Linked DNA regions of Homo sapiens: region 2 is linked to region 1. The links are chromatin contacts, found by Hi-C or POLR2A ChIA-PET in ENCODE. All regions are on one chromosome and are shown on one strand. The core of a region is the stretch at or near the end of the contact, and the rest is flanking DNA. Distances in the headings are between cores, read along the strand shown.

Evidence for each region. Hi-C counts contacts between places; a loop is a spot of excess contacts on that map. ChIA-PET counts read pairs that join two places held with the same protein, here RNA polymerase II (POLR2A). Pooled maps may share reads with other maps.
Region 2: a loop to region 1 is called in a pooled map, with 2.6 times the contacts of the local background. The contact joins two enhancer-like sites. A Hi-C loop is called at or near these places in 1 of 168 maps with a recorded cell type or tissue (prostate gland), 2 of 37 single-sample maps with no recorded cell type and 3 of 50 pooled maps. POLR2A ChIA-PET finds 5 or more read pairs at or near these places in 4 of 52 experiments (AG04450, H1, PC-9 and 1 more).

The regions. Positions count from the first base shown.
Region 1 is chr17:66,418,974-66,424,326 of GRCh38, reverse strand. The region is part of intron 2 of PRKCA (protein kinase C alpha); the gene reads right to left. Among named protein-coding and RNA genes, the nearest start is that of PRKCA-AS1, 4.8 kb to the right of the region's middle. Within about 2 kb of position 3,251, at least 2 of the 41 ENCODE cell types and tissues checked have a DNase peak (open chromatin) inside an H3K27ac peak, as active enhancers do.
Region 2 is chr17:66,538,875-66,544,227 of GRCh38, reverse strand. The region is part of intron 3 of PRKCA (protein kinase C alpha); the gene reads right to left. Among named protein-coding and RNA genes, the nearest start is that of PRKCA-AS1, 120 kb to the right of the region's middle. RefSeq lists a silencer at 1,748-1,797. Within about 2 kb of position 2,212, at least 9 of the 41 ENCODE cell types and tissues checked have a DNase peak (open chromatin) inside an H3K27ac peak, as active enhancers do.

The DNA.
Region 1 (5,353 bases), core at 2,002-4,501:
GCTGGGATTACAGGCGTGAGCCACCGGGCCCAGCCTCAAGTAATATTTTTTAAAATATGTGAGGTTCCAGGAGAATGGGAGTTTATATTAGATAGGCATCAAAGAAAACCATCATCATGCGTAATATCCAGAATACTTGCTGTTGCTTTTCTCCAGAAAGATATTCAAAACGTGAAGTGCAAGCTGAGACAAAGCCTTTGACTAAGGAAAGAAATGATGCTTGTCCCGAAGAAATACAATGGGAAAGAATGGTCCTCCTCCAGAGCCTCCCCCTAGGAGTTCACAGCTCTCTACACTTCTGCTAAGACAGCATTATCATAATGCTGCAAAGTGCCAAAGAGAATTGTTTTAATAAACAGGGTTTTTATGCTCTTAAAAAACTTGAAGACAAGCACTTGATTCTATTAGCTAAAGTACACTGCAGCTAGCAAAGGATTCACGGTGGAATGGAGCCACATACTGCTGTCTCCAAACTGACATCACCGGCACTTAAAAGATTGAATTCTTAAACACATTCGGCTCCAGGGAAGCGCTCCCAGACTAATTAGAGTTATCCATGCAAAGTTCTAGAACTATAAGTGTGCTTTAAATATTTTTTACTGCATGGTATGATTGTGTTTCTCAACTGGGGGAGGCCACTCAACTAAACCATAATTACTATTGCAGATTACCTGGGAAGAAAAACAGTATGCATTAAAGGCTTCAGTAACAGCCAGCTTTAAAGCACAGACAGTGACCAGGACTGTCAGATGACTTCCCTAGGGGACTTTCTTCTGAGTCAGGTAATTATTGTATGTAAATGATGCTTCTAAAGAGATCTGTAAGTAATGAACATCTTTCTTAGTCATATCATTCCAAACTATTGTTAGTAAATCCCTTGTTTATAGATAAAAATTTGAGTCCAACCTCTCTGAATTATCAAACTATCAAACCTGCAAAATCCAAATAAGGCAAGATTTCCAAATATGGGATCATAAACATGTTAAGCACAACTTTTCACTATGGTGCATAAAAGGTTGCATCAGACAAGAAACCGGGCATAAAACAAAGTACTACCAGCTTGATGACATGAGGGGCAAAATCCTCGCTGCATTCCGGTGAGACTCTCTCAGCATCATGAATAAAATTAAATCACTATCAATCCCCAACGCTTTTGCTAACAGAGTCCAGAGTTCTAAGAGTACCTCCTTCTCTGCAATAATACTTTTTTTTTTTGAGACAAGGTCTCGCTTTTATCACCCAGGCTGGAGTGCAATGGCGTGATCTGGGCTCACTGCAACCTCCACCTCCCTGGTTCAAGCGATTCTCCTGCCTCAGCCTCCCGAGTAGCTAGGATTACAGGTGCCTGCCACTATGCTCAGCTAATTTTTCTATTTTTAGTAGAGACGGGGTTTCACCATGTTGGCCAGGCTGGTCTCGAACTCCTGACCTCAGGCGATCCACCTGCCTCAGCCTCCCAAAGCGCTAGGATTACAGGTGTGAGCCACCATGCCCGGCCTGCAATAATGCTTTAATGAGGTGAGAGCACTATCTACCTGTGGTTATTGAATGAATCCAAGATTGCTTATAAATAATCCAACCACTGTGTTAAAAATAAGAGTGTCACGGTATATAAAAATGGTTTGACACGGGCTCTCTTATGTCCTAGATTGCATGATGCTGCTGGAAAGACAGGACTGGCTAAAAGAAGTTGGTCCTGTTGACTGGCTTCAGTGTGAGATTCTCTATTTCTATATTATTGCACAGAGCCCTGAAGCCAGTGAAAATCCTCACTGCCCTTCTGGGCCTTTAGAACATTTTGAAACTAACATGTCTTCAGGGCATTCCTTTATCCTTCTTCCAGATATGACATGTATTCATCCAATAATATCCAACCTATATTTATTGAGGGCTTACGCTATGCTCTAGGTGCTAGGGATACAGTTTTATGAATAAAACAAAATTCCTGTTTCATGTTCTAATCCATGACACATCAAATAATTATTAACTGAGCTCTTGAAACAGAACTGCCAATGTACTACGAAAAAGTGAAGTGGGTGTTATGAGCTGAACCTCACCCCCCAAAAATTCATGTTAGTCTCCCCTCAAATCACTCATGTTAAAGTCCCAATCCCCAGTATCTCAGAATGTGACCTTATTTGGAAATAGGACCTTTTAGAAAGGCAAGAGGGTTATATGAGGTCATTAAGGTGGGCCCTAATCTGGTAGGACTGGGATCTTTATGAGAAGAGATTATGACAAACAAGGACAGAGAGAAAACCACGTAAAGATACAAGGAGGAGATGGCATCGACGAGGCAAGGAGAGAAGCTCCAGACAAAACCAACCCCCTGCTGACACCTTGATCTTAAACATCTAGCCACCAGAATTGTGAAAAAATAAACTTCTGCTGTTTAAGCTACCCAGTCTGTGGTACTCTGTCACAGCAGCCCTAGCAAACTAAACAGTGGGTAAAAAGGAAAAAGTAGAGAAAAAGAAATTTCAAGGCCAGGCATGGTGGTTCACACCTGTAATCCCAACACTTTGGGAGGCCAAGGCGGGTGGATCACTTGAGGCCAGGAGTTGGAGACAAGCCTGGCCAACATGATGAAACCCAGTCTCCACTAAAAGAAAAAAAAAAAAAAAAAATTAGCCAGGCCTGGTGGCGGGTGCCTGTAATCCCAGCTACCTGGGAGGCTGAGGCAGGAGAATTGCTTGAACCTGGGAGATGGAGGCTGCAGTGAGCTGAGATGGTGCCACTATACTCCAGCCTGAATAATAGAGTAAGACTCTGTCTCAAAAAAAGAAAGAAAAGAGAAGAGAAGAGAAGAGAAGAAAGAAGAAAGAAAATTTCAGAGCTATCTTTCCCTATAAAGCTGAAAATCACTTGATAGAGCTATAAAAAAAAAAAAAAAAAAAACAGAGGCTGTGGCTGAGTTCTGACATAATTACACAAACTGACAATAGAGGTAAGTGGTCAAAGGGAAAAGGGACTGCCCCTTCCTTCCAGAAAGGCAAAAACCTGAAACTGGCCCCTAAAGCAGTTCTCTGTTCCATTAGAAGAGCCTGTGAACTCCCATGACAAACACCAAAATCTTTTTACTCTCTCTCTAAATTACTCAACCAAAATCCTTTAGTTTCACTTATCTTCCTCCTGAGCAAAAGCAGAAGGCAGTATGCATGTGCCCAACTGGAGTAGCCATCAGGCAAGCATTTTATCAGGCAAGCATTTTTCAACTTCACTGGAGTAGCCATCCAACATGCGTTTTTCATCTTCATTGTGCAATGACGCTTGGACTCCGTCACCAGACAGTCATCCACCAATTTAGAACCTAGGAAGACAGGTTTCCCATGACAGCATAACAATAATGCATTATCAACAAGCTAGTAGAAATTCCAGTCCTTTCTTTCTTCAGGGTTAATTTCTCTCATTATGTGAAGGGGGTTTTGAAATTCCACAAAGGAGGGGAATGCAGGGGACAACGACATCACTGAATTCCAAAACTTCAGGCCAAAAGAGAACATTGATTTGACTGTCTTCTTAGTCCAAAACTGGTCTCAAAATGATAAAAATCGCCAGTCAAAATCCTCCAAATGTCTTTTCTTCCCTCTGACTACAAATGCTCCATGCTCCTCAACCTAGAATGGGTTACATCCCGAAAAACCACCATATATTGAAAGTATTGTCGTGCATTTAATACACCTAACACCATATCGTAGCCGAGCCTACCTTAACCGTCCACAGAACACTTACATGAGCCTACAGTTGGGTAAAATCATCTCATGCAAAGCCTATTTGATAATAAAATGTTAAGTATCTTGTGTATTTACTGAATGCTGTGCTGAAAAATGAAAAACAGAATGGTCGTACAGGTACTTGAAGTACAATTTCTACTGAATTTCTATCACTTTTACACCGTCATGAAGTTGAAAAATCTTAAGCCAAACCATGCTAAGTTGGGACCATCTGTATTAGTTCTGACTCTTGACTAAAGCTTAGACAAAGCTGATGCTTCATAAACTTTAAGAACATGTCCCCTGGCCAGGTGTGGTGGTTCACGCCTGTCATCCTAGCACTTTGGGAGGCCAAGGCAGGTGGATCACCAGGTCAGGAGATCAAGACCATCCTGGCCAACATGGTGAAACTCCGTCTCTACTAAAAATACAAAATTAGCCGGGCGTGGTGGCATACTTCTGCAGTCCCAGCTACTTGGGAGGCTGAGGCAGGGGAATCGCTTGAACTCAGGAGGCGGAGGCTGCAGTGAGCCGAGATTGCGCCACTGTATTCCAGCCTGGTGACAGAGCAAGACTCCGTCTCATATTTAAAAAAAAAAAAAAAAAAAAAAGAACACAACCCAGAATGGGGTTTGTTTACCCCTTCAACAAACACTGACTGAGGACGCATTATGTTTACTACACATTGCTGTGGCTCAGTAAGTGCTGGGCACAAGATGTCAATAAATGAAGAAATACATGGATGGACCTATGCCTTGGAGACTTTCCCAATCATGCCCCAAGACATCAATCTCCAAGACTCTATTAAACTTGTAAGTTTAATAAAGTAGGCAGGTTTCTTTTTTCTTTAACATATGAAGCATAATATAATCTGATGATTCAGAAGGGACCTCAAGATTGTGTTGTGCCGTTTTTCTCATGCGGAGTGTTTAATTCTGGTTAGTAAAACTTTGAACCAAAAAAAATTCACATATAATTCACATCAAGTGACTAAAGACAGATACAATATGGGCATTTTGATGTGTACATTTGTACTTGACCAGGGCACAATTTATAATATACTAAGAAAACTTTAAAAATTAATTATAAAATGAGTATTTTTAGCACCCTTAGTAACAGCTACTTGTTTTAAACTATTATTTCGTTTTTGGTGACCAAATTATATTTGACCATAATTAAAGAACATATAACCTTAAAATAACATTTAAGAAACACAGTTACAACAGACACATGTTATATTAAATGAAGAAAGGAAAGAAATGTACATGTATTAAAGGGTACTGAGGTTTTTCAAACCCATTCTTTTGAAAAGGCCTTTTTATTCACTTTCATTTAAGTCAATTTAAACCTAAAAAATGTCTCTACTCAGTATGCTTACAGAAAGAGGTGACATCAGTGTTGAGCACATGACTGCCTAACAACCACTCAGTGCTAATCATTGAACTAGTATTCTTATTTGATTATCCTAACATAATAATTGAGCCCATGTATATACGCAAGATATGGAGGATCCAACTGATCAACTGCAGAAAGAAAAACACTCAAAAAATGCTGAGGCCAGGTGCAGTGGCTCAAGCCTGTAATCCCAGCACTTTGGGAGGCTGAGGTGGGCGATCACGAGGTCAGGAGATCAAGACCAT
Region 2 (5,353 bases), core at 963-3,462, 120 kb before region 1:
GTTTGAGATGGGGTCTCGCTGTGTCGCCCAGGCTGCAGTGCAGTGGTCTGATCTTGGCTCACTGCAGTCTCCACCTCCCGGGTTCCAGCGATTCTCCTGCCTCAGCTCCCCCCACCACCCCAGTAGCAGGGACTACAGGTGTGCACCACCACACGTGGCTAATTTTTGTATTTTTTTTAGTACAGTCAGGGTTTCACCAAGTCGGCCAGGCTGGTCTCGAACTCCTGACCTCAAGTGATCTGCCTGCCTTGGCCTCCCAAAGTGCTGGGATTACAGGCGTGAGCCACAGCACCCAGCCTAGCAATCTTGTTTCTGTACAATTATGGGGCCTGCTGAAGTTCAGTCCTGCTCTCACTGAGTCTACTGTTTTACCATCCTCCCATTTTCTGCTTCTGACATTTGACACCAGAAAGCCAGCAAACCAGGCTTGTTCCAGAACTTTGGGGTGTAGCCTTTTCTATGGTGTAGGGTACATGGACTTCATGATGCCTCTTGGGATTGCTAAGTGTCTAACAATGTTCAATTCTGTCTTCACCACAGCACTATGTTGCTTCGTATTTCTGCATTATAAAATCTGCCTGATAAATAATCCGCTTGTTCCTCTCATATGCTGACAGATTTCTGCATGGTCAATGGAGCTTAGAGTATATAAAATACAAGTCTGGGAGAGTTTCCTTATAGTTCAAATATATAAATTTAATGTTCAAAAGAATGTAATTGTTTCAAGCAACATACTAGTAGACAAGCTGGAACTCACTGATTTCATTTCATTAGTCTCAAATAACAAAGGGTACTTCATAGCATCAAAAGCCAGACCTCACAATAACTTATGTTTTAGTATCTTACAGTATCTCATTATATAAATAATAAAATGACTAGGGTTTTGGTGAGAAGGAAGAGAGAAGAGCCACATGGTATTCAAAGAATGCCAGGAAACCACAAATACTGCATTCTTTTGAACATTAAATATACTTGAACTATAATGGAAACTCTCCCAGACTTACATTTTATATAAATACACTAAGCTCCATTCACTGTGAAGAAAACTGTCGTCATACGGAAGAAAATAAGTTGATTATTTATCAGGCAAAATTTATAACACAAAGTGCTAAATCAGGCACATTGCATTAAACATTATACTGACTATAAACAAGGATAGAAATTACGGAAGTGCATAGCTTTGGAAATTGAGTGAAAATAACAGCATAATTCAACTTTAATTGGATGCCTATAGATGAAACAATAATTGACTCTTAACTGTAACTCCAAGATATTTTATGACTATAACATTTTCTAAGTAATCTACTTGAAAAATACCTCATTGACTCATCAAATCCTATCTTTAAAATGTTACCCTCGTTCCAAGAAAATCACATGCATACACTAGAATGAAATGACTTGTCAAATATAATTTGAATCCAGTAAAACAAAAAAAGCATTAATCTGTACTTTCTCATTAATAGCAAGATAATTTTCCAAGTGAAACACACACAATACAATACACATTTGTTGAGACTCCCCAATGGCTCCCACTTGTCTTTCCAACCTTCATATCCTTCCACAGGCCTTTGCAGAGGAATCCCTTCCGACTATCAGTCTCTGAAGAATTCTCACACTTCCTGACACCACACCTCTACTCAGGGTGCTCTGCCCTCCCTACTTGGGACTATTGTGTCTCCTCACCCAAGTCTTATTGGAACATCTTTCCAGGTCCTTCATAACTGCTCTATTTCCCAAGAAGCCTTCTTGGGGCAGAAATAATCCCTCCTTGCTCTCACCCCCATGGTACTCAGCACCTGGTACTCTCATGTGCGACTTCTATGCTCTGGGTTTTCTCACAGCACACATGGCTTACTAACTGCCTATCTCCCAACCACACACAGGAAGCTCTTAAGGCCAAGTAGCACCACTGTATGTCCACAGAAACTAGCACAAAGACTGTGCACATACAAATTAATTGCAAACCACATCGTGAAAATCCTAAGCATAAAGAAAGAAAAAGGTCATATTTTAATCACCATCTAATACAGAACAGTTTCTTAAGGCCTCTCTGTAATAATTTTAAAGTTAAGGGGAAAATGCTTGGCTCAGTCCACTCCGTATAAACTCCTTAAACATTAACTAGTAATTTTAAAAGCATGAAATGACTTTCTCCCCTGGGGCTTTATATAGAACCATAATAACCGCAACACGAGCTTCAGGACTCTGCAATTGCCTGATACTAAAGTCCCACTGTGAGATTCCACGTGGTGGCTTGTTATCAGCCTTACATAGAACAAATGTGGTCAGCCAAAAATTTACTGTGGGGCTCAAAAACATTTTAGGGGCTCATACAAGCTTAGGGCCTTGACATTTAAGTGATAACTGAGAGGCATGCACTGATAGAAAATCCTCAGAGACTCAGAAGAGTTTTAAACAATGCAGTTGTACATTTTTATAGGGCACATGTTCTGAAACCTCAAAAATAGATATGTAAATGTCATCTGAAGCTGTGTCATTTTTACTTAATTTTTGGCATAACCTGTCGCCTCAAAAAGTCTTTGTGGCTTGTGTATGGCAGGCAAACGGTGTCAGATGCACTTCCAAAGTGCCATGAGGCGTGGACTGGACGTCAGCTCTGCTTTGCACGTGCAATTCCTGCCTGCAGAACTGCAGCTAGCATCTGCTGCCTCTGGCATCTGCTGCCTCTGGATGAGCCTCTATTTGGAAAGTGGGAATTATTTTTTCTTCCACATCCAAGACCAGCAGAGTAGCTTTCAATCCCAGTCAACTGCTCTTTGCCGCAGAAATCAATATAAGCAACAGAGGAAAAAAACAATAAAGGGGCTAAGCCTCCAAAATCTTGCATTTTCCCTTGGCTCGGGCAAAGGTCCCCTCATTTCTTTCAAGAACACCAGAGGCAAGAGTTTGAGGTGGGGGCCGCAGGAGCACGTACCACAAGACCTTCTTACTGAGCCACAATCTGCAGCTAACTCTTGGTCAATCTGTGCAGTGGAGAAGCGGCACACAACATATCAAAATCTAGTTAAAAAATAAAACAAAACCCCTCATGGTCACATCTTTGTTCAAACTATCTTACTAGAGCTCGTGCTTCCAAAGAATCAGATAGACTCATTTGAGAGTCTACTCTAAATCTTGCCCTCCCCTGTAGCTGGAATGGTCCCTAAACAGCTCTGAGATGGCCAGAGAATACCAGTGGAAACAGCTAGTAACAGCCACTTCCTACCTCTGTAGGGTTCTACCAAATACTTGCACATACCTTGTCTTATTTGGTCATTTTCCACAGTGTGGGATACCATAGGTGTGACCATTTTCTCAGCTGAGAAAAGGGAGGCTCAGGGAGTGCACAGAGAAATATACAACGGAATAGGTCCAGGAAGTGCCAGATCTCGAGGTCAAACCATGATACTAATAATTACCCTCGACTGCCTCTGTTGTAAGCCACCATATTCAATCTTTTGATAGACAGAGAAATGGGAGACTCAAACAAGTGACAGAGACAGAACCGGGGGTTTCACACAAGGTCTCACAGAGCCTACAGCCTGAATTCCGTCTCAGCCTAGGAACCCTCTGCAAAATCCAGATGTTTTGCCTTCAGGCCCAGCTGGCCTTCGACCACAGAGCACTCACAAAGTGCAGCAGGGCCCCGCTGGGAGGCCCCACTCCACTCCGAGTGCTGCTTCTAACTGCAGCCCCCGCACGGCAGCCCGCCACCCAACTGACTGCTCTGGGCTATTTATGAGATGGTCCCTGCTCTCGGGAGACGTCCCTCTTTGGATTATTCATCCTCTCCTCACCCCCAAAGCAGCAAAACCAGCACACGCCGTCCCCCCAGCGTCAAGCCCCACTCCAGGGTTTGCAGGCAGCTGCCTCCCTCTCCGCCCCCTCTTTTAGAGACAGTCAGGGCTCCAGACTCTCCGCTGGGCTCTGTGCTGAATGTTACCCTTTGTCTCAGAACCCTGGGCTGGCTCTGACGGCTGGAAAGCCTGAACAACAATGATGAATCAGAGTATTTATTTTTGAGGTTTTCTCCAAGCTGCCTCTTCATCAGCTCTGAAATAGCAGCATTCAAGCTGCCACAGACACTTCCCGAAGTTTGCTGGCCTAGGGTTCCCAATGGGGAAAACATCACCTCCCTGGCAACAAACACAACAGCCTCCTAACACCCCTTCTGCAGGAGAGGCACCAACTGCATCTCTCCAAAAGACGGGTGGCCTACATGTTTAAATTGATTTTCGAAATTATTTTCAAATCCCTCGGGTTGCGTGAGCAAGGGTGGATTTCTATTTCTAAGTGTGGTGACCTTTTCTAAAACTGTTTTATGCTTTTCACTCTTCTGTGATTGGTGCCACCTAGGACTGCACACTGCATTCATTTGGTGTGTCTGAGTGAGCTGTTTAATCCAGAACAAGGAAACTCATCCCTTCAAATCTGAATTAAAGAAGCATCTCTCTGGGTACGATGAGGTTTTCTGATGTAAAACTCTCATCTAAAAGTTAGCCATTCTTATTAAGATTGAAACCTTAGGCCGGGCGCGGTGCTTACGCCTGTAATCCCAGAACTTTGGGAGGCCAAGGCGGGCAGATCACAAATCAGGTGATCGAGACTATCCTGGCTAACACAGTGAAACCCCATCTCTACTAAAAATAAAAAAAAATTAGCTGGATGTGGTGGCGGGCGCCTGTAGTCCCAGCTACTCAGGAGGCTGAGGCAGGAGAATGGCGTGAACCTGAGAGGCGGAGCTTGCAGTGAGCCGAGATCACGCCACTGCAATCCAGCCTGGAGGACAGAGCAAGACTCCATCTCAAAAAAAAAAAAAAGATTTCAAAGCTTAAATTAAATGAATTTAATGAAATAACTAGCCTTGCAAAAGGGAAACGTAAGAATAACTCACAAATTAGAAAAGTATTGTTTCTTGCTGTGCTGCTTGATGGCTTGTCACAGCAGAACAATATCCTCCACCCAAAGCGTTTATTTACACACATACACTCAGCCTGACGTTTAAGAGTGCAAAGGAGTTTTTAAAAAAGGCAGCTGGGGAAAAAACAAGAGTGAAAATCTGAGGACACCACACAGAAATACAATGATGTCTACACATGAAACTCAGTCTCCAATAAAAAATGTTTTAGTACATTTGCCTGTGAACAGATGAGCTTTGGTAAGTGTTGAGATCAGAAGGGAGTGGACTGTTCTTTTCATCACAGTTCCGAAGATAAAAGGAGAAGTACAGACTGCTGATAAAAGTCTGGCAGCATAACTGTTAATATGCCTATGCCTTCGATGAGGGCCTCAGATACCGGGGCTCAGGAGACAGCATGTGGTCAGCAGAAATGGCGATGCTGTTCTCCCTGGG